Regions from separate parts of the Homo sapiens genome. Here all the other regions are linked to region 1. A link is an interaction called in ENCODE POLR2A ChIA-PET data of the cell type or tissue named here. Cell type or tissue: PC-9. All regions are shown on one strand. Each heading gives the region's core, and the rest is flanking DNA. Links, peaks and the distances in the headings are about the cores only. Region 1 overlaps TRA2B (transformer 2 beta homolog). Region 2 overlaps IGF2BP2 (insulin like growth factor 2 mRNA binding protein 2). Region 3 overlaps IGF2BP2 (insulin like growth factor 2 mRNA binding protein 2).

Region 1 (10,286 bases), core at 681-5,680:
GGAAAATACCAGTAATGGAGCATAGGCAGTATTGGCAGGTCTTAATTTGTAAAACTTACTGTCCAGGGTGTTTTCAGTGTTTGCCAACTTGTGGTAAATTAATATGCTTAGAGAACTACCCTTAGGTTTGTTTCTGATAAGCATGTGGAAACAACTTAGTATATGCCTGATGGGTTATTTCAAATTGTTCTCAATGAGTTTTGAAACAAGAATTTGTAGTATTTATATATAAAGTTGAGTTTTAGGGTGTGGTCCCAGAGGGGGTTGTGTTATGGATGGATACATTAAAGGCTGAGAAACCTGGTTTTATCGTGGTAGTATATACAGGCATCCTTTCCTGAAGTAACTACATTCTCCACCATTTTCTCCCCAACCAAACCTCTCCCCATCAGTTAACTGATGGCTTGCGAGTTCACACTCCTGATAATCTCGAACATAACCCTCGGTTTCTATCCTAAAGCCTGAGTTTTAGCCCTTTAGTTGTGTAGCCATCCTTTATCCTGCTGATTGAAAGTTTCCTTTTTTAGGCTAGTTTGAGTTGTTTTCTGGCTTTTAGATTTGAAAGAATTTTAGCCATTTGACATGGCTACAAAGAGTGTTAACAGGCAAAAGACTGAGGAAAATTTGGAATTTTACCAAGTTGAGATAGACTGAGAAGTAGTGAGACAAAGTGGTAGTCTTTTGATGTGCTGTAATGCTAGTCGCCAGTTTCATGAAAGGGAGGCAGCAGTTACCCGTAGGTAACCCCTAGGTAACTGCTGCCATGGGCAGCTGAATCAGACAAAAGCCATGGGAAAGGATAAATTTGAGTCTTAAAGTTACTGCCTCAAGGCAAAGGGACTTGGAGGCTTTTATATGCCAATACAAACAATCCATTTCTTATAGCTGTAGGGCTGAGACTACTAAAACCAAATGTAAAGTTCATTTGGAAGATTGCTAAGTTAAATAGTTTTATACTAGGCTTTTGTGAAACTTCTCAGGAAATCAACAGGGTCCCAGCAAGTGGAAATAAGGCTGTGTCAAAAGATTTGTAGACCTGGGAGCAGGGGTTTCCGATCTCCTGGCCATGGATTGCCTGAGCTCCGCCGCCTGTCAGATCAGCAACAGCAGATTTTCATAGCAGGAATCCTATTGTGAAGTGCGCTTGAGAGGGATCTAGCTTGCACATTTCCTTATGGAAATCTAACTACATGTTAGAGAATGCTCAAGGTCTGCAATGTTTACATTGTTGCCCCTACATAAGGAATATATGCCTTAAGATAAAACTAATAGCTCTTAGCCCTCTTACACCATTGACTAGGATTCCAATTCTGCAAGGCCCAGGAGGAGAAATTGAGAATTAGAAGTTTCACCGAGAAGAAATAAAAAGATTTGGTTTGCATTATCAAAATTTCTGTAAATTATATGGAAATTTTGAGGATGGATTAGGCTGGATTTATTAGCAGTGGACACGCCTCCAATATTCCTTCAGCATGCCATCTCAGTGGATTTTGATTGGCTCTTGTAGGATTGGACTTAATGCTAGCTTATGCCAAATGTCATCAAAAAGCCAGAATGCTACTACAGTAATGTAAAGGATTATTGTATATAGTGTAAAGGATTATTATGTGTAATCTTTAATATATAATGTAAAGACTTAAAAGTGACAAGAATACTGGATTGGTTCTATTCCACTCACTCTGTCCCTTACTAGCAAGACAAGACCCAAAATAATCCCTTCTCCCCATGAGTAATCAGTTGATGAAGTTAAAACTATTTCAAGAGCTTTACTGGCCTGGCAAGAGGAGATGAATTGAAATGGGATCCCACGTTAGTACTAAGAGACCAGTTAATCACTGTTTTTTGGTGGGGGGGGGGGTTCGTTGGTGTGTGTGTGTGTGTGTGTGTGTGTGTGGTTTTTTGAGACAGTTTCACTCCTGTTGCCCAGGTTGGAGTACAGTGGCACGATCTCAGCTCACTGCATCCTCCACTTCCCAGGTTCAAGCGGTTCTCCTGCCTCGGCCTCCCAAGTAGCTGAGATTACAGACGTGCACCACCACGCCCGGCTAATTTTTGTATTTTTAGTAGAGACAGGGTTTGACCGTGTTGGTCAGGCTGGTCTCGAACTACTGACCTCGGGTGATTCACCCACCTCGGCCTCCCAAAGTGCTGAGGTTACAGGCGTGAGCCACCCATTCCCAGCCAAGACCAGGTAATCACTGTTAGCCCTTAGAAGGTGAAGTTGGCAGGGTTAATAAAGGAGCAAGATAAAATGTGTGTGAAGGGATCTGGCAGGAATTTCAAGCTGTAGTTAACTAGATACTAGGTTCACAGAAATAATAGTCTTTTTGCCAAAGACACCTGTAACTATTGAACTGTTGTAGAAAGATAAATACCCAAACTTACCAAAAATAACAGTTGACCAACATCATGGGTTTGAACTGTGTGGGTCTCCTTACAGGAATTTTCTGCCTCTGCCACCCCTGAGGCAGCAAGACCAGCACCCCCACCCCCTCAGCCTACTCAACATGAAGATGATGGAGATGAAGATTGTGAGCCACTTTGATGTATTAAATAGGTTTTATTTTAACGGATACACATAATATAAAAGTTTTGTGTTACCCGTTATTGGGAAGGCTTCTTACCAACGGGCTGTTAAGGCAGCTCCCAGTCAAAAGATGTGCTCAGCTGGGTATAGAGGATTACAGGAGAACAAGGACTGTAAGACCTCGAGAAGAAAAACTTGGCTCATTGTCTTCGTCTGGAGAAATAGGCATGAGTTTACAGGTATCTTCTGGACAGATCAATATCTAATCATCTTCGTGGTTAAAGGGTTGGAGCAGCAGGATAGATTGGTAACAGCAAAGGCAATGAACATATCTTCAACATGAGTATCCACTCAAGTTTAAACATTACCACAACTGAGCTCCAATGTGAAATATACTTTGATGGGAATAACTGCAATACTAAGTTTCCTTGTGAGGGGGGACAGTAATTTGTTCTCACTGAAAATAACATTCTGTGGATTTGGTTTCTAGTCATTCCTTTATGGGACCTTATATCCATACCTGTATTGTACCATGTGACTTGGCTTCTGTACCAGAGTTCACCTGGAGAAAACCATTTCTATATAGTTGATAGCAACTATACATACTGCTTTTATTGATTTTGTTTTGAGACAGGATCTCACTCTGTCCCCCAGGCTGGAGTACGGTGGTGTGATCACAGCTAAACTGTAGGCTTAAACTTGTGGGCTCAAGTGATCCTTCCATTTTAGTCTCCAAAATAGGGAACTACAGGTCCAGCTATTTTTTTTTTTTTTTTGAGACGGAATCTTGCTCTGTTACCCTGGCTGGAGTGCAGTGACATGATCTCAGCTCGCTGCAACCTGTCTCCCGGGTTCAAGTGATTCTCCTGCCTCAGCCTCCTGAGAAGCTGGGATTACAGGTGCCCGCCACCACGCTGAGCTAAATTTTGTGTTTTTAATAGAGGCAGGTTTTCGCCATGTTGGCCCGGCTGTTCTTGAACTCCTGACCTCGGGATCTGCCTGCCTCAGCCTCCCAAAGTGCTGGGATTACAGCCGTGAGCCACTGGGCCCGGCCGAAGAGATTGTTTTTAAAAATACTTAGGAATTACATGTAACTAGCTTAACCATCAAACCTGTTAAATTAGTGGAATCAAGCTCAAGTTTCTCACTAAAATTTTTGAAAAGTGTTTGTGGAAGATTTCAAAGAATTTATTTTAATTAAATGTTTTAATATTGTTACTAATAGCTTATATTTTATTACATTTTCCTCAATTATTTTATGTAAAGAAACTGCAGGGGTTTTGTTGTTTTGGGTTTTTTGTGTTTTTTGTGTTCTTTTTTTTTGAGATGGAGTCTCACTCTGTTTCCCCAGCTAGAGAGAGTGGCATGATCTCAGCTCACTGCAACCTCTGCATCCCGGATTCAAGCAATTCTCCTGCCTTAGCTTCCCAGGTAGCTGGGATTACAGGCATGAGCCACAACGCCTGGCTAATTTTGTATTTTTAGTAGAGATGGGGGTTTCTCCATGTTGGCCAGGCTGGTCTCGAACTCCTGACCTCAGCTGATGCCACCTCAGCCTCCCAAAGTGCTGGGGTTACAGTCGTGAGCCATCGGGCTCAGCCCTGCAGGAGTTTTTTACTAAGTCCATTATGGGTACCCAAATCACCACCAGTTTACCCCCAGTGTACCTCACCGCTATTGTCATTTTCTGTGTATGCCTTGATGCACAAAAGGTTGGGAAGCTCTGCCCTCCAGTGAAGCCCATCAGCTGATGAGCTTTCCCTTGCACGTCGGGCTTCCATTCACAATCTGTTTTTTTTATTTTTTATTTTTTTGAGACGGAGTCTCGCTCTGTCTCCCAGGCTGGAGTGCAATGGCGTGATCTCGGCTCACTGCAACCTGCGCCCCCCGAGTTTCTGCTATTCACCCTCAGCCTCCCAAGTAGCTGGAACTACAGGCGCCCACCACCATGCCCGGCTAATTTTTTGTATTTTTAGTAGAGACGGGTTTTCACCGTGTTAGCCAGGATGGTCTCAATCTGACCTCGCGATCCACCTGCCTCAGCCTCCCAACGTGCTGGGATTACAGGCGTGAGCCACTGCGCCCGGCCACAATCTGTTTCTTTCTTAAATATGAACAGATAATCAAGGATCACTAGGTTTTAAAATCTTCAAGAACAAAGACGGGAATCTAAACAAACAATTGGAAAAGGGAATTAGGTTAAACAATAACCAGAAAACACTAATAAAAAATATTGCTAAATTATACTTAATTAAAATTTAAAAAGCTTTGTGCTGCAAACGATAACATCAAGAAAGTGAAAATAAAGCCTTCTATAGGGTTTGATAAGAAAGAGAAGGGCATTCTCAGGGGAGAGGGGACCAGGAGTAAAAAGGTCTTTGGGGAGAACTTAGGATGTATGATTTAGAGTCTGAGGTCCACACGGCCAGGTTACACTGATACACAATGGTGTCATCATCACATGCCAGCCTGGAAGCCATGCCACCTGGATTTGAACCCAGATTCTGCCTTTTAGCACTCATGACTCCCTTCTGTCAGTGGTGCTAATTATAGTACCTGTACCTCCTTCATAGAGAATGTTGTGAAGAGTTAACATTAAGAAAAGTACTTAGAAGAGGGCCTGTTATTTAAGATAAATAAGCTTAATGAAGATGTGCTATTATTACTATCATTGTTACTACTACCTCTTCTGCTAGAGAGTCCTGGGAATGGGCCTGGGTTGACCAGAAAGGCCTTAGAATCTCAGGCTACAAAGTTTGAACCCAAAGGAACAAAAGTAAGAGAAAGCCAATTTTAGTTGAAACAGGATAAAAGTGTTTAGGACAATGAAACCAGTAGGAGTGTGTAGGCCCCCCCCTAACACGCCTCTCCATCTGGATTATGGTCCCAGCTAAGGGCTTCCTCCATCATCACACTCACCCCAAGACACTGTAGTTGCCTGTCAATTACCTGCCTCCCCAGCTGGACCATGTCTGTGTTACGGGTGCATCTAGTGTCTAGCGCAGTGTCTGGCACTAAGTGCTCCACAGATGCTCTTCTGATGAATGAAGGAATAGATGAATGGAGTAGAACGATAATTTAGAAAAGGGTCTATAGGGAGCCCAGCCCAGGGGCAGGCTCTGGCCTAGGATGAAGGCAGAGGGAGTGAGAGAAAAGTAAGAAATGCACTGGCCATCAGAGAAATGCAAATCAAAACCACAATGAGATACCATCTCACACCAGTTAGAATGGCGATCTTTAAAAAGTCAGGAAACAAAGGTGCTGAAGAGGATGTGGAGAAATAGGAACACTTTTACACTGTTGGTGGGACTGTAAACTAGTTCAACCATTGTGGAAGAGTGTGGTAATTCCTCAAGGATCTAGAATTAGAAATACCATTTGACCCCGCCATCCCATTACTGTATATACCCAAAGGATTATAAATCATGCTGCTATAAAGACACATGTACATGTATGTTTATTGTAGTACTATTCACAACAGCAAAGACTTGGAACCAACCCAAATGTCCATCAATGATAGACTGGATTAAGAAAATGTGGCACATATACACCATGGAATACTATGCAGCCATAAAAACGGATGAGTTCATGTTCTCTGTAGGGACATGCATGAAGCTAGAAACCATCATTCTCAGCAAACTATTGCAAGGACAAAAAACCACCACACGTTCTCACTCATAGGTGGGAACTGAACAATGAGAACACTTGGACACAGGAAGGGGAACATCATACACCGGGGCCTGTCATGGGGTTGGGGGAGGGTGGAGGGGTAGCATTAGGAGATATACGTAATGTAAATGAGTTAATGGATGCAGTACACCAACATGGAACATATATACATATGTAACAAACCTGCACGTTGTGCACATGTACCCTAGAACTTAAATAAATAAAAAAAAAATACACTTGTCTAGAAGACAGGAGACTTCATTATATTACTCTCTTTACAATTAATTAATGTAAGACCGTTTAAAATATGCCTAATTTTCCAGGCATTGGTTTGCTTTTCTATAAAATGGGAGGATAGAAAATAACTTCCAAATTCTTACAAATCTAAGAATCTTTGGATTTAGATATGGAAATTCATAATTATTGAGATGGAGTCTCGTTACTATGCAATATAGCAAAGTTGGAAATAAATTCTAAATTTTATTTCATTTATATTGATCAATAAATTGTTACATTTCAAAAAAATGCAAGAGGCATTTGGAAAAAAGGACAAATAGGAATTTGTGAAAGACTATGGGAGTTAATGGGAAAGGAAGAGTTGCTGACTGCGAGCCTGGGCTCCTGGCCGCTCGCAGTGGCCCTGTTAAAAATGAGAAGAAAGAAAGAAGTTGGTTTGAGGGAGAAGATTTGCCCTTGACTTTACCTTTGTTGAGCTTTATAGAAGTTACTGGTGATAGCTGAAGCCTCTAATCCCAGTACTTTGGAAGGCTGAGGCAGGCGGATCACTTGAGGCCAGGAGTTCGAGACCAGCCTGGCCAACATGGTGAAACCCCATCTCTACTAAAGTACAAAAAAGAAACCTAGCAGGGCGTGGTGGTGCGTGCCTGTAGTCCCAGCTACTCGGGAGGCTGAGGCAGGAGAATCACTTGAACCTGGGAGGCGGGGTTTGCAGTGAGCCAGATCATGCCACTGCACCCCAGCCTGGGAGACAGAGCAAGATTCTGTCTCAAAAAAATAATAAATAAGTAAAAGTTAAACATAGAATTACCATACAACTCAGCAATTCTACTCCTGGGTTTATACCCAAAAAATCGTAAACATAGGTTCACACAAAAATTTGTACGTGGATGTTCATAGCAGCATTATTAGTGATAGCCGAAAAACAGAAACACCCCAAATGTTCCTTCAGCTGATGAATTGATTAATAAAATGTGATATATCCGGGCCGGGCGCGGTGGCTCACGCCCGTAATCACAGCACTTTAGGAGGATGAGACGGGCGGATCACAAGGCCAGGAGATCGAGACCATCCTGGCTAACATGGTGAAACCCCGTCTCTACTAAAAATACAGAAAATTAGCCGGGTGCGGTGGCGGGCGCCTGTAGTCCCAGCTACTCCAAAGGCTGAGGCAGGAGAATGGCGTGAACCTGGGAGGCAGAGCTTGCAGTGAGCCGAGATCGCGCCACTGCACTCCGGACTGGGCGACAGAGCGAGACTCCGTCTCAATAAATAAATAAATAAATAAATAAATAAATAAATAAAGTGATATATCTATACAATGGAATATTATTTGGCAATAAAAAGGAATGAAGTAATGATACATGCTGACATGAATGAACCTTCAAAACATTTTAAGTGAAAGGAACCAGTCACAAAAGACCATATATTACATGATTTAATATATATGAAATATGCAGAACAGAGAGTTCTATGCAGAGAAAGTAGACTAGTAGTTTCCTAGGCACGGCAATTTGCAGGAGGAAGGGGAAGTGACTGCTAATAGGTATGGCAGTCACTTTGGGCCTGAGGAAAAATATTCTAAAACTGATTGTAGTGATGGTCACTTAACTTTGTAAATATACTAAAAGCGATGGAATTTTGCACTTTAAGCAGACGGATTTCATCTTAATAAAGCTGTTAAGCACTTCCAGTCACCTAAAAACACTATTAAGAGAGTAGGGCCAGGAGTGGTGGCTGACACCTGTAATCCTAGCACTTTGGAAGGCTGAGGCAGGAGGATCCCTTGAGCCCAGTAGTTCGAGACCAGCCTGGGCAATATAAGGAAACTCTGTCTTTTAAAAGAAAGAAATAGGCTGGGCGTGGTGGCTCATGCCTGCAATCCCAGCACTTTGGGAGGCCGAGGTGGGCGGATCACTTGAGATCAGGAGTTCAAGACCACCCTGGCCAACATGGTGAAACCCTGTCTCTACTAAAAATACAAAAATTAGCCGGGTGTGGTGGTATACACCTGTAGTCCCAGCTACTCAGGAGGCTGAGGCAGCAGAATAACTTGAACCCAGCAAGCGGAGTTTGCAGTGAGCTGAGATCACGTCACTGCACTCCATCCTGGCAACAGAGCGAGACTCCATCTCAAAAAAAAAAAAAAAAAAAAGACACTGCAGCTTCTGCCCTCCTCTCTCTTCGGTCACTTGCTTTGGGAAAGGCCAGTCATCCTGTGGAGAATCCATGTGGTAAGGAACTGTGGCATCTTGCCAACACTCAGCCCCATCTTGCAGCCATGTGAGTAAGCCATATATTATCTTGGAAATGGATTGTTCAGCCTACTAAAGCCTGCAGGTGGCCACAGCCCCATGTAACCTCTTTACTGCAACTTCATTAAAGACCCTGAGCTAAACCACCCAGCTAAGACACTCCAGAATTCCTAACCCACAGAAACTGAGAATAAATGTTTATTGATGTTTTAAATCAGTATGTCTTAAAGGAATTTCTTACACAGAATAGTTAAATACAGAACCCAATTTTTAAAAGTGCACAACATCTTGAACAGGCATTTCATGTAAATAAAAAGGATATGCAAATAGCTAATAAGCTTAGCAAGGAAATGCAAATGAAAGCTCCAATGAAAAACTGCTGTATACTCACTAGAATGACTCAAAATTTTGAGGTTTTTTTGAGGCAGGGTATTACTCTGTCGCTTAAGCTGGAGTGCAATTGTGTGATTATGGCTCACTGTATCCTCGACCTCCCAGGCTCAAGCAATCCTCCAACCTCAGTCTTCCGGGTAGCTAGGACCTCAGGCACATGCCATCACACGCAGCTAATTTTTAAATATTTTGTAGAGACAGGGTGTCCCTATGTTGCTCAGGCTGGTCTTGAACTCCTGGGCTCAAGCGATTTGTACTCCTCAGCCTCCCAAAGTGCTAGCAATACAGGCATGGCCACCGAGCCCAGCCCAGAATGATTAAAATTTAAAAATTTACAATAGCAAGTGTTGACGAGAATGTAGGGCAACTAAAACTTGTATACGTTGCTGGCAGAAGTATAAATTGGTACAACCACTTTGAAAAACTATTTGACAATATATATTAAAGCTAAACCTTCATATACCCTATGACCCAGAAATTTCACCCCATAGAAATGAGTGCTTACATCTGCAATAAACATGTACAAGCCAGGCATGGTGGCTCACACTTGTAATCCCAGCACTTTGGGAAGCTGAGGCAGGTGGATCACTTGAGTCCAGGAGTTTGAAACCAGCCTGGCCAACATAGTGAAATCCCATCTCTACTACTACTACTACTACTACTATTACTAATAATAATAATAATAATAATAATAATAATATAGCCAGGTGTGGTGGTGTACACCTGTAGTCCCGACTATTCAGGAGGCTGAGGCACAAGAAGATCTTGAACCTGGGAGGCAGAGGTTGCAGTGAGCTGAAATCATGCCACTGCATTCCAGCCTGGGTGACAGAATGAGATTCTGTCTCAAAAAAAAAAAGTATGGGAATGTTCATAGTAGCTTTATTCATAATACATCCAAACTGAAAACAACTCAAATGTCCTTCAATGGGAAATAAATTGTGGTATATTTATATGATGAAATAGAATACATCAATACAAATAGGGAATACCGGCTACAATTGGTTACAGGGATGGATCTCACAGACATAATGTTGTTGAGTGAAATAAACCAGACATAGAAGAGTACGTAATATATGATTCCATTGATATGAAGTTCAAGAACAAGCAAAACTAACGGTTGTTGAAAGAAATCAGAAGAGTGGTTGCTTCTTGAGGTTGTATTGCCTGAGAAGGCGTGTAAGAGAAAGCCTTTCATGGTACCA
Region 2 (10,286 bases), core at 2,254-7,253, 130 kb after region 1:
TTACGTAGTCTTTGATTAGACAGTAATTCTTACTTCTCTTCCTTTCAAATAAAGTCTTATAGTAACTTGAGATATTTTTGAAAGGTAACACTCTTTTTTGAATATTCTGCTACTAAATTATTAATTTTCTGAGTTTTCTATTAAGGCAAACATCAAGTTTCCTTGTGGCTGGTGACTAATTCAGATGCATACTGTTTCTATTCATAGCTCCCCAATCTTAGGTAGAATTGAGCAGATTTAACATGAATAGCTTCCTCTAGTTTCACACGGAAAAAACAATTTTAGGAAGGAAAGGTAGGAACATGATAATACAGAAATCAGCGAAGTAAAGGGTGATTGGCTGGTGGCTGGGGTTGGAAGAAAGTGAAATTTTTCTTGTTATTCTCTTTGTGATGGAAGATTTCTTTCCATAGATTAGTATAATTTACGTGGGCTGTTTGAAGAGATTACCTTCTTAGTGGTTCCCTTAAAGCTCTTTGTTATGTATATCCTGAAGCCCAGTCACTTCTTCCCACTTGTTTTTGAGTGTTTGATCTAGACAATGTAAAGGCACTTTTAAGATAAAAATTATTGTATTTGGGGGACTTTGGGAGACTCACTTCCCAATCATTTTGTTTAGAAGCAAAAATGATTAAACAGTACTTTATGTCAGATCTGCCTGTTTAAGGGATTTGAGCACACCTGGTAGCAAAGAGGTTTAACCTAGTTTCTCAGATGAAAACTAGAGGTGGAGGAAGGACGAGGAAGCAGTCCAGGGTGAGCTGAGGAGCTGGTTACCTTTAGCCTACTTCTGGGATGATGCACATTGTCGTCTAGGTCAGTCAGCCTCCTCAGCCCATGCATTAAGATTCCTGGTTGCAGCTGGGCACAGTGGCTCACACCTGTAATCTCAGCACTTTGGGAAGCTGAGGTGGGCAGGTAACCTGAGTTCAGGAGTTCAAGACTGGCCTGGCCAACATGGTGAAACCTCATCTCTACTAGAAATACAAAAATTAGCCAGATGTGGTGGCGGACGCCTGTAATCCCAGCTACTTGGGAGGCTGAGGCAGGAGAATCACTCGAACCTGGGTGTTGGAGGTTGCAGTGAGCCAGGATTGTGCCACTGCATTACAGCCTGGGTGACAAAGTGAGATTCTGTCTCAAAAAAAAAAAAAAAAAAAAAAAATTCCTGGTTGTTAGTAACAGAAACTCACATAGTCTAGCTGAAGCAAAAGGGGTTTTTTTTTTTGCTTACTTAACTAGATTTCAGGAAGAGCTGGAATGAGGTGGGTTTTAAGGACATTCATAACCAGGGACTTGAAACACAGCTGTGTGCCCTATGTGGCTCCGTGCTCTCCTCACCTTTTATCTCTTAGTGTTGCGTTAATTTTTGTCTTGCTGCTGGTGGGCTTCCTCTACATGGAAGGGGATATGACTGTGGTCATTGCCCATCTATAGACATCTTTATTGCTGTGATCTGAGAGAAAACAGGCTTCTTTTCCCCCAGCTTAAGTTTGACAAATCCCAGGGAAGAATGGTCACTGGCCTAGCCTAGGTCATGTGTTTGTGACAGTTCTAAGGGGTGCGTGATAGGCTCAGCTTGTGTCACATGCCCAGGGAGGTCACACAGATGATACCCTGAGGGAACTGCTGTAAACAGTTAAGATACAGCAGTTTTCATGCATTTTTAGTCCATATGGAACTCAGCTCAAACAACTAGTTAAGATTCTTTCCTTGATTCATTGAAAATCTTTTACAGTCTTTGTTGATGCTGGTGCCTGTAATCCCGGCTACTCAAGAGGCTGAGGCGGGAGGATCGAATATTCGCAGTGGCCTGTGAATAGACACTTCACTCCAGCCTAGGCAACATAGTGAGACCCTGTCTCAAAAAAATAGAATGAGGCTGGGCACAGTGGCTCACACCTGTAATCCCAGCACTTTGGGAAGCAAAGGCAGGCAGATCACCTGAGGTCAGGAGTTTGAGACCAGCCTGGGCAACATGGTGAACACCCTGTCTCTACTAAAAATACCAAAATTAGCTGGGTGTGGTGGCAGTGCCTGTAATCCCAGCTACTCGGGAGGCTGAGGCAGAATTACTTTGAACCCAGGAGGTGGAGGCTGCAGCGAGCTGAGATCGCGCCACTGCGCTCCAGCCTGGGCAGAGTGAGACTCTATCAAAAAAAAAAAAAAAAAAAAAAAAAAAGTCGTTTGTCAGTTTTGGACTTTACAACCAGTAGACTTGAGATTACATTTCTATTTTACTCTGTTTGTTTTTCCACAGGAACCCAGACTAGCACTTATGCTGTAGTGTGTTCTCAAAAACTATGGTTGACTGACTGAACTAGTGAAATAAACATATCAAGGCATTGAAACATACAACTTTATTATTATTATTACTTTTAGAGATGGGGTCTTGCTCTGTTGCCCAGGCTGAGAGTGCAGTGGCGCAATCATAGCTCTCTGCAGCTTCTAGCTCCTAGGCTCAAGTGGTCCTTCCACATCAGCCTCCTGAGTAGCTGGGACAACAGGTGTGTGCCCAGCTAATTTTTTATTATTTATAGAGACAAAGTCTCCCTATATTGCTCAGGTTGGTCTTGAACTCCTAGGCTCAAGCGATCAGCCCACCTCGGCCTCCCAAAGTGTTGGGATTACAGGTATAAGCCACTGTACCTGGCTGAAACATACAACTTTAGAGATGACAGGGATCCTAGAATCCACCTGCCTTCAGTAGTTTCAGTTATAATGTGGGGTCTCCCAAATACTAAGGACCCAGCAGTAAAAGAGGGTAAACACTTTTTTCACATTTCTAAATACAGAGCCCTGTTGTAGGAACAGAGGGTACTTTGATGAAACAGACAGATAAGGAAAGTCCTTGCTTTCATGCAACTTAGATTTACATGAAGAAAATCTTGACGTGCTAACTAGAATGCCTAATTTCTTTTTGATTTTTGCCACGAATGAATCTGAAGCTCTGATTGTCTATATTACCTTTAAGTAATTGTTTAAAAAAACAAAACAAATTATTAACAAATGATGTTGATCTGTTGGAGAAAATAAGTGAAAGGAGTTCTTGGTGCTGAGAAAACAGCATCCATCCTGGCTAAGAGCTCAGTCTTTACAGCTTCCCATCTCAGCACTCCACTTGCAGCTTTGTAACTCGTGCAAACTGTTTTTTTTTTTTGAGACAGAGTCTCACTCTGTTGCCCAGGCGGGAGTGCAGTGGTGTGATCTTAGCTCACTGAAGCCTCTGCCTCCTGAGTTCAAGTGATTCTCGGGCCACGGCCTCCTGAGTAGCAGAAATTACAGGCTCCCACTACCACGCCCAGCTAATTTTTGTATCTTTAGTAGAGGTGGGGTTTCACCACGTTGGCCAGGCTGGTCTCGAACTCCTGACCTCAAGTGATCTGCCCACCTCGGCCTCCCAAAGTGCAGGGATTACAGGCGTGAGCCGCCGCGCCCGGCCTGTCAGAGCTCTTTTAGCCTCAAATTCTTCAGTTATAAAATGAAAATATCTACTCATTTTTTTTTAGTGGGTATTGAACAAACGTTAAATATTTTTTAAATGACATATTTTTTATTTCTTTAAGTGATTTTTTTCATTGTGGTAAAATACATATAACATCGCCTTTACCACCCTAACCATTTTTAAGTGTGCAACTCAGGAGCGTTAACTACATTCACGTTGTTTATGCAGCCATCGCCACTATCTATCTCCAGAACTGTCTTTGTCTTGTAAAACAGAAACTCTATACCCATTAAACAGTAACTCGCCATTGCCCCCCTTCCAGCCTCCGGCCATCACCATTCTACAAATGGTTACTTTTTTATAAATGTTAAGATTTCAAAAAATGTTAGCTATTATTCCTCTGGATCAGGAGTCAGCAGACTCCAGCCCACAGGACAGATTTGGGCAGTAATTTGTTTTGGTGGGGTCCTTGAACTAAGAAAGGCTTTTACATTTCGAAAGGTTGTGAAAACAAAACAAAAAATAAAGAAGAATATGCCTTAGAGGCAGTATGTGGCCCACAAAACCTAAAATACATTTATTATCCAGTCCTTTACAGAACAGGTTTTCTGACCCCTGCTGTAGATCTAATCTTTTTTGATCAGGGAGTCCTTTCAGATTTTGATGAAAAAAAATGTATATGTAGGTTTCCACGTATCTTAAGAGGGTTCTGTCACGCGCGTCCATGTGAAGAGACCACCAAACAGGCTTTGTGTGAGCAACAAGGCTGTTTATTTCACCTGGGTGCAGGTGGGCTGAGTCCGAAAAGAGAGTCAGCGAAGGGACCTAGGGTGGGGCTGTTTTATAGGATTTGGGTGGGTAGTGGAAAATTACAATCAAAGGGGGTTTTTCTCTTACGGGCAGGGGCGGGTCACAAGGTGCTCAGTGGGGGAGCTTCTGAGCCAGGAGAAGGAATTTAACAAGGTTAATTGCTCAGTTAAGGTGGGGCAGGAACAAATCACAGTGGTGGAATGTCATCAGTGAAGGCAGGAACCGGCCATTTTCACTTCTTTTGTGATTCTTTACTTGCTTCAGGCCATGTGGACATATACGTGCAGGTCACAGGGGATACGATGGCTTAGCTTGGGCTCAGAGGCCTGACAGGTTCTACGAACATTTTCTCTACACCAGGATTTCTCAGTGGGGCCATGTTGCCTCCAGGGGAGTGAACATTGATTCTTGGGGGGAGTGAAATCTTAGCTGTTGTAATGACTTGCAGCCTTTCAAAGGGACGCAGTACATCAACAGATACATAGTTTATCTTTGGTATTAAAATTTCTTGGCGGGGGTAGTGGGTGGTAATGGAGCGATTTGAAAAAAAAAAAGTTTAATTAGCTCATTAGGGGAGCGATAATGAAAGATAAGTTTGAAAAACACTGCTTAAAACTGAATTCTGGAAGACAGGACATGTATCTTATCAACCTCTGAATATACCTGCATTTAGCAGAGACTTGAGAACATTTTCTTCAGTCTATTTAATTTGTTATCTTGTAGTTGAATGAAAGAATCCTTAGATCTACTTTTAATGACCAATTCAGTCTAGAAATGGTTTACACAGTGAACTCTATGCCCTGGAATTAATTAATTAATTTATAAAGAGGCGGGTCTCCCTTTGTTACCCAGGCTGGGGTGCAATGGCCCCATTGTAGCTCACTGTAGTCTCAAACTTCTGGGTTCAAGTGATCCTCCTGAGTAGCTAGGACTACAGGTATATGCCATCAGGCCCAGCTAATTATTATTATTTTTTTTATTTTTAGAGGCAGAGTCTTGATATGTTGCCCAGGCTGGTCTCAAACTCCAGGCCTCAAGTGATCCTTCTACCTTGGTCTCCCAAGTTGCTGGAATTACAGGCACAAGCCACCATGCTGTGGACATTTTAATTTCAAAACATCTTTTAAATCCTTTAGAAGTTTGTCAAATGCTTAAGTCTCCCTGATATATCAGACAGATGCTTCTTGCCTATTAGACCAGAATTCCATTTTTTTTTTTTTTAACACTCGTTATTGACACAGTAAAATGAGTGTCTAAATGCTGGGGCATAACGGTCTCTACCCCGAAAGCTCCATATAAGCTCTTCGCAATCATGTCGTTTCTTTTTTTTTTTTTTTGAGAAGGAGTCTCACTCTGTTGCCCAGGCTGGAGTGCAGTGGCGTGATCTCGGCTCACTACAGTCTCCATCTCCCAGGTTCAAGCGATTCTCCTGCCTCAACCTCCCGAGTAGCTGGGATTACAGGTGTGCGTCACCATACCCAGCTAATTTTTGTATTTTTAGTAGAGGCTGGGTGTCTCCATGTTGGACAGGCTGGTCTGGAACTCCTGACCTCAAGTGATCTGCCTGCCCCTGCCTCCCAAAATGCTGGGATTACAGGCATGAGCCACCGTGCCTGTCCCACGTCAGCTGTTAATTGAAAAGAAAACACAGGCATTTCATTATTTTCCCTGAAAAAATTAAGTCTGATTTAGAATATATAAATTTTGACAGCACACCACTGAAATGTCAGGAATTTAGGTCATCCTGACTTGCCTCACAGGCAAAGACTGTCTTAGGCATCTCTGTATCCCCATTGCCTTGCACATAGTAGGTGGTTAGTGAATGAGCTTCTGGGACTGGCTGTACTGGTGATACTTCTGCAAATGCCCATTGTACCCTTGAGTTCTCCTTACAATTTTTCTTTGGCCCAGCTTGCCCTCTCACAGACCCATCTCTGTACATACAGTTTGACTTGGTTTCTACTACCAGTTGACCTTTTTGCTGCCGTTGCAGGGTTTGATGATGATGAATAGCAGGGGATCGCTGGAACAGCATTCATTGCATGGGGAAAGTGTTCATAGCATGAGCAGTGCTGATGCAGTAGTACCCAGCTCTGTAGCTGCTCAGAGGGTAGTGTGTGGAGGGCCCCTAAAGAGCAGTGTAAAGGATTGGTGCCTCCTGCTGTGCTGTGCTGGAGGTGGCCTTTGACGGGTGGGATGAGCCATTCCATTCTGAGTGCTGAGGGAACTTCCTAGAGATCCAGCAGGTCAGTGTTCCTCAAATATCTCTACTGAAATTCTCTTCAGAGCAGGATGCCCGAGGGGATGGAGGATGTTTCGATCAAAGTGACCTCTGTAAACACAAAACTTTGTCTGTCTGTCTGTCTGTCTATCTATCTATCTATCTACTTGTTTATTTATTTAGAGACAAAGTCTCACTCTGTCGCCCAGGCTGGAGTGGAGTGGTGCGATCTCAGCTCACTATAACCTCTGTCTCCCGGGTTCAAGCAATTCTTCTGCCTCAGCCTCCCAAGTATCTGGGACTACAGGCATGCGCCACCACACCTGGCTAATTTTTTGTATTTTCAGTAGAGACGAAGTTCACCATGTTGGCTAGGCTGGTCTTGAACTCCTGACCTCAGGTGATCTGCCTGCCTTGGCCTCCCAAAGGGCTGGGATTACTGACGTGAGCCACCTCGCCAGGCTGTTGTTTATTTAATTTTGTTTTTTATTTTAAAATATTAACAAAGATTGTGTATATTTTTCGTATGTATGTATAATAACTTTCTGTCAAGGTACTCTACTATATGTTTGCTTTAACGTAAAAATATCAAAAAATATTTTAAAACTTCACAAGGGGTTGATATTCCACAAAAATGTGATATCCTTTATAATAAACTGGGGAAAATATGGACTACACCCATTCTGTATCCCCACCCCATCACTCTGAATCCCTGGGAAGATTTACATCATAGATGGGGAAGCATAGCTGAGCTACTGGTTATGCACAAATAGGTATTAACCACTTCGGCCAGTCAGGTCTTGGAAGTAGAGGTCTGTTTTTACATAAGGTGATAAAGACAATGAGGTACAGAGGCAATGACCTTTGGCTGGTGACCAAGTAACGGCTCTCATAGACTTTCCCTGGTTTATGTCCCTAAGTTTGTAAACACCTCCTGGGTTGGAATCTTGGGAACTCTTTGTCCTGCCCTCAGGGGTGAGAACTCCACTTTTGCTGACCTTGGCAATCACAGTGGCTTTCTACCACCTTAAGTCCTTCTTCCCCTGTGCAGAGCTCCCTGTAACCCTGGAGGGCCTAGCCCACTCTCCCACCTGAGGGCCATTGTGCAGTTAGGCCTTCCATGACCTTCTCAGAGCAGAGGCTTCAATCTATTTTCAGTAAGAGTCCAGATGTTTAGAAATCTGTATAGGTGAGGGGCACATTTACTTTTATTGCTGTTCGTAGAACAAGAAGGACCACTCTTGGTTTGCAAGTATCTTGTGTGTCTCAACTGTGAATCATATATATGATAACCTTTAATCTTATCACTATCCTTTTATCCATAAACCTTCATAATTGGTCTAGCTTCACCATGACACTTTAGTGGAATTAAACTTGAACTAAAAACTATGTAATTAGAACTATTAATTGTGTTAGTAACTTGATAACACAAGGCCCACAGCTGACAGGTGGTTAATCCCAACTACATAACTTCTTCATATGTGCTCTTAAAGATGGAGTTGAAAACAATAACCACCACAAGACTTTGGGAGAACATCTCAGGTGGGTGTTACTTGGTGACCATGCCAGAAAGCCAGCGACTTCCACCTCCCAGTCCCCACCCTGGGATCCTGGTGAACTTCATGCCGGCTCTTCTCTGTGTAAGAGCCTTGTACCCTGTGAGTTTCATGCTTTGACTTATTCTAGTCACTGTGTGGACACAGTTATGTAGCTATTTTCAGGTAAGACCAGTGTAGGTATGCCTGTTAATTGACAGTCTGCGCTCCCAGTGATGGAATAAAATTACTAGGAATAATTATTTTTTGGTGACCACCTTGTAAGTGCCATGGTATAGTGGAAAGCCCTTTTCAAAGGGTCTCAAAATTAGTGGATGGTAATATAACTTTCTATGTAAACGAATGTGAGTTTCTTGAACATGGTAAATTAGAGAACACCATGCCCAAAAGGTTAATTCCAAGCAGAGATAGTCGGTGAAACGTTTCAAGACTATTTGAAGCAAACACATGATGCTTCTAGTCTAGTTGAATATCAATGTGATACAGAGGAAAAGGGGTAGATTTTGGAGTCAAATGGACCAATATTAGAAATTAGCCGTGTGATTTTAAGCGAGTTTTAAATACCTTCAACCTGTTGTTTTCTCATCTAAGAAAAGGGAGTTGGGGGCTAATAATTCTCTACATCATTAAAATTTTCCTGGCACATTAAGTTCCTGGCACAAAGAGGGTGTTTTTAGCAGTACTCACTACTAGGGCCATCTCTTCACTCTTTTCTTTCTGAACGAAGAAGGAAGGAGTTGTCTTACTCTACTGAGTCACGGTTTAAATTTAGCAAGATCTCAGAACCAGTACATATGTTTTAAATGGTTATGGGAAATATGCCTTCTATTTGAAGTGAGCTGTGCTTGATTCATATTTTTTAAACAATATATATATTCTGCCCAATTCTAAAAAAAAATATTTCAAGTAGCTAATTCACTTCTTAGTCATACTATGAACTCCCAGGACCTTATCCCACAAATGCAGCCCTGGTTAGAACTATTCAAAGAGCCTTTGATGCTTCAAACCCACTAACCCCATTTTGCACATTTCCCCAAAGCAAACGCACTCATGCATACACACACACACACACACACAAACACAAACAACTTATGACCCAACTTTTGGGAACAATGTTAAAGCAAACAAACAAAATTCTTAGAAAGTTGTGAGGTGCTTAAAATAGTTTGATTTTTAAATGATTGAGGAGCTTTTCCCATAAGACTTGGTGCTTGCTGCTATAAATAAAGGCATGCATATATGTCCAGAGTTGTATCTCTCTAGTCACAATGCTTAAACCGACTTCAAGAAGTCAGTTGTATTATTTTAATATTATTATTTAATATCCAGGATCCACTGTAACCTTTTAACCCTGTTAACGCCAAACCTTTAAAAAGAGTTTAACTTCACAAAGCCTATAAGTCAGATTGAGAATATTTCACATGAAAAGCTTCCAGGTGTCACTTACCTTTAGAAATGGAATTTTTCAGCCTATTATTCGGGACAGACAACTAGATTCTTCCTTTCCTCCCAGCTCCTCAAACACTGTTGACATTCTCACTATGACATTTCTAATGGATTATCATTGCTGAAGCTGGGAGATGGATACATAGTATTTGTCTGCTTTTGTATTTGTTGAGTTTTTTCCACAATAAAAACAGACAATTTTTTTAAAAATGCAGAATAGCTGGAATTCATCCTTAATCTACTTTATGTTGAGGATAGGGTAGTAGTATTTTTTTGCAGCCTTATTTCCTTGGGTTGTTCAAGGCAAGGTATTGGAAAAGTTAAAAAACTCAAATAACTAGATTTGAGAGCCCCAAAGTGTACATATTATTTGAATTCTAATGTTTCTCCTGAGAATTTCCAACCTGAAGCTGCCAAAAAACTGCCTTAAAATGTGGATAGGTATTATATTTAAATATGACAGTGTGGCAAATGTGGTGTAATTGAAATGATAGAGGACTTGGAATCACAAGATGTGAGCCAAGGTCTAGCTTTGCCACTTACTGGTTAGATAGTCCGTAGACATATCATGCAACCTTTCTGAGCTGGTTTCTTCGGCTATAAAATGGGGACGATATGTGCTCTGTGCACTTCTTAGGGATCTTAAAAATATATTATTATGATTATACATAGCCTGGTGAGTAATTCATTTAGGTAGAATTCATATCATCCGTGGGAATGTGCAGTAGCAGAAGGAATCACGTATATAACATGTTTTCAGGTAGCTCACAGACAAATGAAAAAAGCTACCTTTCTGTGTATACACAGA
Region 3 (10,286 bases), core at 1,954-6,953, 210 kb after region 1:
TGGACTTCCCAGCCTCCAGAACTGTGAGAAATAAATTTCTGTTTATAACCTCAGTCTATGGAGTTTTGTTATAGTAGTCCAAACAGACCAAGATACATCATATTAAGTGATTTTTTTTTTTTCCTGTTTCATTCAAGCAGTGAACTTCCATGAGTTTCTGTCTCTGAATTGCCCAGGAAGCATGAGTTATGAGGGCTGTTCTGGGGCTTATGGTTTTGTGAACATGAGTTTATAGAGCCAGGGAAGTTACTGGGTTCATAACTGCAGTTCTCCTGGCTCAAAACCCTTTGCAGGGCTGGGCACAGTGGCTCATGCCTGTAATCCCAGCACTTTGGGAAGCTGAGGCAGGCGGATCACGAGGTCAGGAGATCGAGACCACCCTGGCCAACATGGTGAAACCCTGTCTCTACTAAAAATACAAAAATTAGCCAGGTGTGGTGGTACGCACCTGTAGTCCCAGCTACTCAGGAGGCTGAGGCAGGAAAATCACTTGAACCTGGGAGGCGGAGGTTGCAGTGAGCCAAGATCGCACCACTGCACTCTAGCCTGGGCAACAGAGCAAGACTGCGTCTTGCGGGGGAGCCCTTTGCAGCAGGTCACCACAGTATTTAATTTAATCCTCTTATGATTTGGCTCATAACACTACCAATATTCATAGGGATTTGTGCTTATCATTTGTTTTTTCTCTTAAAAAATACCCCAAACTGCTTTTTGTTCATTGTGTTCATTTTCAACAGTTTATTTATGTTGAACACATTTCGTTTCCTAATGCATTTATTTTATTTTGGATTCCATAGAGGCGGAGGCAATTGTTCTTAGTCATTTTGCAACAAAGAAAGTGACTAAACAATTTTTTTTCATTGACTCTTAATCAGTCTCTGTGATCCTCCCGTGTGGTGTCTGGGTTTGAGAGAAAGAGAGAACTTTAAGAGACAGTTGGGCTGGCGTGGTGGCTCATGCCTGTAATCCCAGCACTTTGGGAGGACAAGGTGGGCTGATTGCTTGAGCCCAGGAATTCAAAACCAGCCTAGGCAATATGTCAAAACCCCATCTCTACAAAAACTACAAAAAATAGCTGGGCATGGTGGCTTGGGCCTGTAGCCCCAGCTGCTCAGGAAGCTGAGGTGGGAGGGTCACTTGGGCCGGGGAGGTCAAGGCTGCAGTGAGCTGAGATCACGCCACTGCACTGCAGCATGGGTGACAGAGCAAGACCGTGTCTCAAAAAAAAGAGACAGTTGGGTAGAGGGTTGGACTTGGCTATCACTGGTGATTTATTTGCTTCCTTGAGCAGCCCTAGGTCCTAGTTCAGTTTAGCACAGGATGTCCCTTGTACAGAGTGACCAGAAGTTTTTAGGGGAACTTTCAAACTAATGAGGAATAGGAAAGACACACTAATGAGCGCGTGCAATAGACTGGAATCTGACTGCAGCGCTAAAGGGGAGGAGGGCTGGGAGCGCTGGTGGTTTCTGTCCCAGCTCGGGGCCGGTTAGCATACCTGCCTCTCTTTACAGGTAATGCACATGAGGAAATCCCTTTTATCATCTGATGGAGCTCAGAAATGTTGTGGAAACAGATGGGACGTATTTGGGTAGAATCCCGCATGGAGCCCCAAAGGACGCTCTCACAAGGCCCTCTATGTTGCCTCTCTTGCCCAAAAGTTACCTGGGAATCCTCCAGTTCCTAGTTGGCCTAATTCTCCAATGGAAGCTGGAATCCTACAAGCTGGGTTCTCACAATTCATGTTAATTTGTTCTCTAGTCAGACCCACAGCATAACCAAGGCTTGGTTTAGAGTTCTCAAGGTAGCTGATAGACTTGTGGCTAATAGACCATATGCCTGAAAACTATGGCATTATCCTCCTCACACCAAAGCAGGTGTTTTGCTTTCTTTCTTTCTCTCTTTCTTTCTTTCTTTTGAGACAGTTTCTCTCTTGTCCCCCAGGCTGGAGTGCAGTGGCTCAGTCTCGGCTCACTGCAGCCTCCACCTCCCAGGTTCAAGTGATTCTCCTGCTTCAGCCTCCTGAGTAACTGGGACAATAGGTGCACACCATCCACCATGCCCGGCTAATTTTTATGTTTTTGATAGAGATAGGGTTTCACCATGTTGGCCAGGCTGGTCTCGAACTCCTGACCTCAAGTGATCCATCTGCCTCAGCCTCCCAACTTTTTTTTTTAATAATACAGATGAAATGGTTCTTCAGTTTCACGAGGTTCCTCAATAGTTAAATATGATTTTATTTCCCCAGCTGATTGCCTCCTTACTTTAAGCAACAAATTCTACCGTAACTAAATAATTTCTGCCAGGCCCTTGAAATTCATAACAATGGACATCTAGCTTATCTGAAATTCACTCAGTTGGAACCTTCTGTTACCTCTGGGTATCTACAGCCAAAGATAACGTATTATAAATATAACAGATTATAAAATGTATGCTGAGGCATTTATATGTTGAAAGTCCTTGGAACCCGTCAACTATAAATTAGTTAGATGAGCTGGGATTACATATATTTTATTCTGTAGTTCTTTACAGTTTGATAGTCCACACATGTGTGCTATAATCAATTGACCAGAGTCCAGAATCGGTGAAGGTAGCCAGTTCCCTAGCAAAGCAGGGTGGCTCCAGGGCTGCATTACTCGTTTCCTGGTAGGTGGCCCTTTCCCACACACTTAGTTTACTTGAATTTGAGAGTGGGAAGTTCTAACTTCCTGAATCCGAAAGCCACAGGGAAAGAGCCTATATATTTGTATTAAAGAGCACCCTTCGCTTGACTTCAGGTCTTATTCTGCTTCCAGTTAAAATGAAGGTGAAATAAAGACATGTTCCTGCTGCTCTTTTTACTTCTGTTTGAGGGTGAGCTGAGGGAGTTGAAGGCTCATTCTGGCACACTTGTGAACTGCAGGTGGAGGGGCTTGGTGTGAAGGAGTGTTTAAAGATAGAGATGGGGAGGAGGCAGCAGCAGGGAGTCAAGGAAGGCAGGAGTAGCCCTCTCCGTGTGTGGAAAAAGTGACTGGCAGCCAGGTGAGGAGTGGATGGGAGAGGGGGAGGTGCAGGCCAAAGATGGAGGGACCAGCTGGGAGACGGCTGTAATAGTTCTGTGGCTCTGTGAGTGAGGATGAAAAATGCCTTTTACCTGTAATTAGAGAAGCTTGGTTTCATCTTTAACATATTGGAACTGTGAAATTATTATTTTAAAGGACAAAGAATTATTTTCCTATTACCAATCACTTTCCTAAGTTACTGTGTGTTTGGTTTTTTTAAAGCAGGGCACAGTTTCAGGGAGAAAGATCGATACTCTCATTTGAGACTGAGCCAGATACTTTCCTTTCTTGTCTAAAGGAAGGAGGGAAACGAACACCTCCTTCCCTCTCCTGTTGACTTCCTGGCAAAGAAAAAATAGACAATTCGTTTTCCTGGGTGGGGTCAGGAGGATCTTCATCATGAACAGACTGCAGCCAGCAGCAGGAGTGCTCTTCTCAGCCCCTGTGTATGAGACCCCGTGCTAGATGGTGGAATAGTAAACAAGGAACCTGTCCTTGATGAAATCACCGCGGGGGTTGAGGGGACACAGCACTAGCAGATAAGTAATTATGGCGAAGAGTGAGCTACCAGAACAACCGAAAAGTGCAGAGGAAACAGTTCTTTCTGGAGACATTCTGGAAAGCTCAGCAGGGATTATGTGTGAGCTGCGTTTTGAAGGACATGCCAGAGTCCCTCCCGGGGAAGGAGGGGACAGGCCTCCTGGGTACCCTGATGAGAAGGCATACTGTCCAGATGATGCCACAGGAGTCAGCAGATCTCAGAGATCCTAATTGCTCATGACCCCAAAAGATAATCCCTCAGGATAGTCTCCCAAATGACCGGCTGAACTCCAGGTTAGTTGGTTCTACCGTAGTGATCTCCATTTCTCTTTTTAGCTCTCAGTTCCTTCCTTTCCATCCTGATCTGAGATCAGAGGTGCGACAGTCCAGCTTTTAAGAGATTATTCCTCCAAGTGTCTGGCTTAACAAAGCAGGACATTCCCAGTTACTGAACTTATGTGTAGTGTTTACTTGAACTATTACAGGGAAATGCCATTGTTTTAGATGCATTCAGTTAGTATTTGGGGTAATCAGCATTGGGCGGAGTTTTCCTACTTTTGCACCGTGAAGTGTTTGCCACATACATTAATAGTTCTGTGGCAGTGAGGATGAGAAACGACTTTTACTTGTATTAGATTTCAAGAATAAGAAATAAGATTTCAAGAATACCTAGTGTAATTATGGAGAAAATGAGGCTTGGTTTTTTCTTCTTTCTTTCTTTCTTTCTTTTTTTTTTTTTTTTACTTAGCAGGTTCCAGTATACTTTAAAAAAAATAAGTCTTGTATATTAAGGCAACCCTAATAGAAGTTTTCATTGTTCGTTTTTTAAAGCCTGTAGGATAAGACATGAATATATTCTCAATTTTAAAAAGTAAACAAGGGGTGGGCATGGTGGCTCATGCCTTTAATCTTAGCACTTTGGGAGGCCAACGTGGGAGGATCACTAGAGCCCAGGAGTTCAAGACCAGCAGGCAATATATCAAGACCCCATCTCTATTAAAAATTTAATAATTTAAAAAAATATAAAAAAGTTAGTAGCTAAAAGTATTCTTTTACCAACTAAATCTGCTTGGTGCAGCCTTTTTCTGTGCATTTACACACATACACATTGAATAACAGGTAGTTTGGTTTTGTGCTTTTTAAAAGCAGGATCAATTTAATCTGTAATTACCTCTTTTCTTGTAACAGCATACCTTGGAGAGTTTTCTATGACAGTGCATGCTTGTCAACTTCATTTTTAAGAGCTGTATAATATTCTATATTCAGCTGTATTATGATATATGTATTCATCTCTCGTTGGTAAATATTTAGATTGTATGCACTCTGTTACAAATAATGTTACAGTTGCTGTCTTTGTTCACATCTCTCTGTGCTCATTCGTGAGTTTCTTCCAATAGAATATCTACCAGTAAATTGTTGGTTAGCAGTTGGAGTCAATGTTTGTATTTGGAAATAACAAAAATATTTTTCTTTAGAAATATTTTATTTTCTTGAGAATTCTGATGCCCTTTCTACAGACTGTTAGGCTTGGTGACATCTTCCATAGAGAATTTCCATGTAGCCACTGTATGGGATGGTGCTGGCAGTTTTATTCTGAACTATTGCCAAAGGCCATGTCGGGAATTAGCCTTCACAGCATAGAGGTAGAAATTAGTTCTTGATTCTTTTTCCGTCCTGATACACAATTAGTGATTCTGTATAGTCATTAAAGCAGCCCTAGTAAGGCACGAATACATTAATATTTAAAAAAAGATAGACAAGACTGAAGTAGTATATGGGAGCTAGAATGGTGGGGTTGCCCCTGTGACATTTCATAAAAAGGAGCTGAGAAAACTAGAGCCCCTCATTTAATTCATTATTTCCCCATTTGTTTCCATCTCTGTACCTCTGTGTGTGTGTCTCTCCTTTTCTCTTTCTGCTTGAGTTGTAACATTTCTCTCTGGGGCTGTTGCCCAGATTAAAGCCCTGGAGAAACATGTGACTGTGTATAGCCACTGTTTAGTACCTCTGACCCCGCAAGGTGGTACACCACATCTCTTTTCTGGCAACCCCCCAAAATGAGTATTTATAGGATTTCAGTGTCAAGCTCTTCTATTAAAACAACGTCTCTAACATTTAAATGCTTTATTTCCAGGATATCCAGCATGTTCTCAAAGATAAAAAAAAATTACATAACTTATACTGTTCTTTTTTCTGTCTAATTTTAATTGCTTAAGTAAAAACAAGAAACAATCTAAGTCATTCAAAGCTTTCAGACCAGCAGGATGTCTTGGGGAAAGCCTCTGAATGAAAAGGCCCAAATGTCCATTAGTAGGGGATGGATTAAATATACTTCAGGATACCTATGTAGTTATGAAATAGAGTGAGGAAGCTCTCTAACTCTACCTTGAGGAAGATCTCAAGAATATGACTGTCAGGTGAAAAAAGCAAGATGCAGAGAATGTGTAGAATATGCAGATACTTCTCTAAGAAAAGGGTGAAAATATGAATATATATTCACATTTGCTATTATTTGCATAAAGAATCTGAAGGATACGCAAATAACATGTAGAAAGTATTTCTGGTGAAAGAGGGGGTGGTGAGACTTTTCACAGTATAACTTTTTATAGTGTTTTAACTTTTGAATTAGGACTGTAGTACCTATTCAGAAATAAAAATATTTTTAAATGGCATTTTGCCTTGTTAGGTAAGGGGGCAACTAAATCTGATCTTGTTGAAGCCCACTATATGACCTCACCTGTCCTGTTTGAGCCTAGGTACACTTTGGGGTCAGGTCAGTTGCAGGCCAATATATTTTGAGGAAGAAGGGGATAATTGTATAAATAGAATCTGTATGATGACTTAAATTCTAACTACTTTGGTAGGAAATTGAAAAGATGAGTCTGTATTTAAATTATTATTATTATTATTATTTTAGCTTGTTGGGATTTCTTGGGTTTTTCATTTGTTTTTTGTTTTTTTCCAAAGTAATTGAAAACCTTAAAACATGCTCATGAGGCCAGTGTGGTGGCTCACGCCTGTAATCCCAAAACTTTGGGAGGCCGAGGCAGGCGGATCACTTGAGGTCAGGAGTTCGAGACCAGCCTGGCCAACATGTTGAACTCCCATCTCTACTAAAAATGCAAAAATTAGCCAAGTGTGGTGGCACATGCCTGTAATCCCAGCTACTTGGGAGGCTGAGGCAGGAGAATCACTTGAGCCTGGGAGGCAGAGGTTGCAGTGCGCCAAGGTCACACCACTGCACTCCAGCCTGGATGACAGAGTGAGACCCCTTCTTAAAAAACAAACAAACAAACAACAACAAAAAACCCACAAAAATTAGGTGTGGTGGTGGGCACCTGTAATCCCAGCTATTCGGGAGGCTGAAGCAGGAGAATCGCTTGAACCCGGGAGGCAGAGGTTGCAGTGAGCCAAGATCGTGCCACTGCACTCCAGCCTGGATGACAGAGCAGGACTCTGTCTTAAAAATCCCAGCTATTTGGGAGGCTGAGGCAGGAGAATCGCTTGAACCTGGGAGGCAGAGGTTGCAGTGAGCCGAGACCGCACCACCTATACTCCAGCCTTGGCGACAGAGCGAGACTCTGGCTCGAAAAAAAACAACAAAAAAACTATGCTCATGATTCACAGTAGGAATTTTTTGTTGATGCCATGGTGAACACAGTGAGAAAACAAATTCAAATGACGGGTTTAAGCCGGTTTTTATTATTTGCTGTAGTTTGTGTCCTGGAGAAAGTGTTATAGTCTGTGGTTTTATCTTTACAGGAGCAGGAAAATTCAGATTCGAAACATCCCTCCTCACCTGCAGTGGGAGGTAAGCCAGTGTCAATTTTTAATGGGTTGATGAGACATTTCTCCCTTCTTTAGTTCCATTTTACATTTAGGAATTAGAGGGCCTCAGTGTTTCCCACAAAGCTTCTGGGTCCTGCCTCTTTCTTTTCAGTACCCTAATGTATGTGATCTGTAATGAGTTTGGGGTCGTATTTGTTTCTTTCATAGAATGTGTACTTTGATCCCTCATGTTCTGTCTTTTCAAGTACCATGCTACCAAGCACCAGCAAATAAGCCAAGAAACAAAATATATACCTGGTTGTGATTTGTATCTCATGGTTTGTTGGTTTGTATGTTTGAGACAGTGTCTCACTTTGTCACCCAGGCTGGAGTGCAGTGGCCCAATCATGGCTCACTGCAGCCGGGTCCAGGGATCTTCCTACCTCATCTTCCCACCCCAGCCTCCTGAGTAGCTGGGACTCGATGCATGCCACCATGCCCGGCTAATTTTTGTATTTTTTTAGAGATGAGGTTTTGCTATGTTGTCCAGGCTGGCCTCGAACTCTTAGGTTCAAGCAATCCACCTGCCTTGTATCTCATGATTTTTAAAAAGATTTTTATCTTTCCAGATTATAATTTGGAAAAAAAAGTGAATGAAAAGGCAACAAAAGTAGAAAGGTCTTTGTTGGTTTTAGCAGAATTTTTTGTTTGTTTTGAATTAGTTGCTGTGACAGTTAAGGTATGTTTTCAGAGTTGTAAAGCTTATAAGATTTCTACCTTAAAATAAAGTAAGAATATGAGGAGTGGCCTTATTGTGATTTAAAAACAAACTGCCTCATATTTTATTCCCCACCCAAAGAAAACACCGTGCCTTAAAGGAAACAATGTTTTATCTAATGTTTTTATTACTTTAAAAAAAAAAAACACACGATTATTGCCTGGGCGTGATGGCTCACGCCTGTAAATCCCAGCACTTCGGAGGCCAAGGCAGGAGGATCACTTGAGGTCAGGAGTTTGAGACCAGCATGACCAACATGGTGAAACCACGTCTCTACTAAAAATACAAAAATTAGCCAGGCATGGTGACAGGCATCTGTAGTCCCAGCTACTCGGGAGGCTGAGGCAGGAGAGTGGCTGCACTGGAACCCAGGAGATGGAGGTTGCTGTGAGCCGAGATGGTGCCACTGCACTCCAGCATGGGTGACAGAGGGAGACTCCATCTCAAACAAAACAAAACAAAACAAAAAACCTGATTATTATGGAACATTTCAAACATACACATCCTATTACCTTGTAAAATGAAGAGATCCTTGTAAAAGAATTGTTAAATATTTCAAGAAAGTGGAGTGAGTCTTGTACTTTATTCTGCTTCTCATTGTAAGAGTAGTGTGTTCCAACCATCATGACGAATGTGATTGTTAACAGTTACTAAGAGTCTGAAATTCTGCTGTGTAACCTTAGTGAACAGATTAATTGGGAGCCAATAAGCCAATGTAGGTCCCATATATTTGTTCAGTTCTAACTGTTTTTATGGAAGACCTGAGATATCAATTTAATTAGATTATTCCTATAACCATCTTTTTTTTCCTTTAATTTGTTTGCTGGGGTATATCACTGTAGTATTTTTTGTACATATGATCTTGCCTTCCCATTCTGACATGGAAGCTTTCTCTTTTAGGTGTTGGATGGACTTTTGGCTCAATATGGGACAGTGGAGAATGTGGAACAAGGTAATAAGTGAGGAAGCCTTTTGGGTTTTGGAGAGAGATATTATCTGTTATTTCTTATAGGTTAGGTCAACTCCAGGGAGAAATAGTAAGTTCATATTTCTTTGAAATAAGCTTCCTAGAGTATATGTATTTACATCTATGTAAGATGTATCTTACATAGATGTGAGAGATATCTGTCTCTTTCTATGTATGTCTATGTAGTTTGCCTTTTCGAGGAATATTATTTACAAGCTGTTTCTCATATACTGTGCAGTGTGCTCAAGCACTGACAAACGCTGTCAGGCTAGGGTAAGCTTAATTCACTTAGGAGTAATTGGATTTACACGGTTGCTACTTTCCTTTCCCTGGATAAGAAAAACAGATCCCTAATGTCTTGGACTGAGTGTTACCCAATGAATAGGACTCCTATACCAATAATCCCTTGAAGTGCTTGTGAATTGCAGACTCCTAGGGCTTACTGTAGACCTGCTGAGTAAGAGTCTTGCAGGGAAGAGCTCGTGAATCTATATTTAAAAAAGCACCCGAGGCCAGGTGTGGTGGCTCATACCTGTAATCCCAGCACTTTGTGACGCCCAGGTGGGCAGATCACATGAGGCCAGGAGTTCAAGACCAGCCTGGCCAACATGGCAAAACCCCATCTCTACTAAAAATACAAAATTAGCCAGGTATGGTGACGCATGCCTGTAATCCCAGCTACTTGGAAGGCTGAGGCACGAGAATCGCTTGAGCCTGGGAGGTGGTTGCAGTGAACCGAGATTACACCACTGAACTCCAGCCTGGGTGACAGAGTGAGACTTTGTCTCAAAACAAACAAACAAAAACCCTGAAGTGATTTTTGTGTACACTCAAGTTTGAGAACACCTGTCTCAGGAGCAGTGCTGCAAATGCCCAGAAGATACTTTTCTTCCTGCCAACCTCTTTTTTATCTTCTAAAGCATGAAATACTATGATTTTTAAAAGGAAAACAGTGGTACCTAAAGCTGATATCTTATCTAGCTCTTTAAGAGTCCCAGAAAAGTAGATTCCAAACTCCTGATGTGACAGGCAATAATACATGATAAAGATTATTTTTGCCTTGACCTAGAAAACAGAATGTAAATTCAGTCATTTACTGACTGCGAACCCTTGAAAAAGTCAAATAACCTCACTGACTCAGTATGCACAAGTGTCAAATTGAGAGAGAAATTTCTACCCTTCCTCTGTCACTGGA

The links. Peaks named below come from ENCODE experiments on the same cell type or tissue, not always from the same donor. Only the 100,000 strongest peaks of a DNase experiment are listed, where the experiment ranks them.
Region 2: POLR2A ChIA-PET joins it to region 1 with 8 read pairs; 3 of 35 experiments call an interaction of 5 or more read pairs at or near these places.
Region 3: POLR2A ChIA-PET joins it to region 1 with 5 read pairs; 3 of 35 experiments call an interaction of 5 or more read pairs at or near these places.

The regions. Positions count from the first base shown.
Region 1 is chr3:185,905,924-185,916,209 of GRCh38, reverse strand. TRA2B (transformer 2 beta homolog) reads left to right here. Exons shown (of 9, transcript NM_004593.3): 9 at 1-1,652. Among named protein-coding and RNA genes, the nearest start is that of TRA2B, 27 kb to the left of the region's middle. In PC-9, for the core only: no CTCF peak of the experiment used is centred there; a DNase peak (open chromatin) is centred at 2,777; H3K27ac peaks cover 920 bases.
Region 2 is chr3:185,780,607-185,790,892 of GRCh38, reverse strand. The region is part of intron 2 of IGF2BP2 (insulin like growth factor 2 mRNA binding protein 2); the gene reads left to right. Among named protein-coding and RNA genes, the nearest start is that of MIR548AQ, 18 kb to the right of the region's middle. RefSeq lists enhancers at 551-1,444, 3,231-4,122, 5,909-6,802. In PC-9, for the core only: no CTCF peak of the experiment used is centred there; DNase peaks (open chromatin) are centred at 4,030 and 4,482; H3K27ac peaks cover 3,022 bases.
Region 3 is chr3:185,695,402-185,705,687 of GRCh38, reverse strand. It overlaps IGF2BP2 (insulin like growth factor 2 mRNA binding protein 2), which reads left to right. Exons shown (of 16, transcript NM_006548.6): 3 at 7,341-7,389; 4 at 9,025-9,076. Among named protein-coding and RNA genes, the nearest start is that of IGF2BP2-AS1, 13 kb to the left of the region's middle. In PC-9, for the core only: no CTCF peak of the experiment used is centred there; no DNase peak of the experiment used is centred there; H3K27ac peaks cover 615 bases.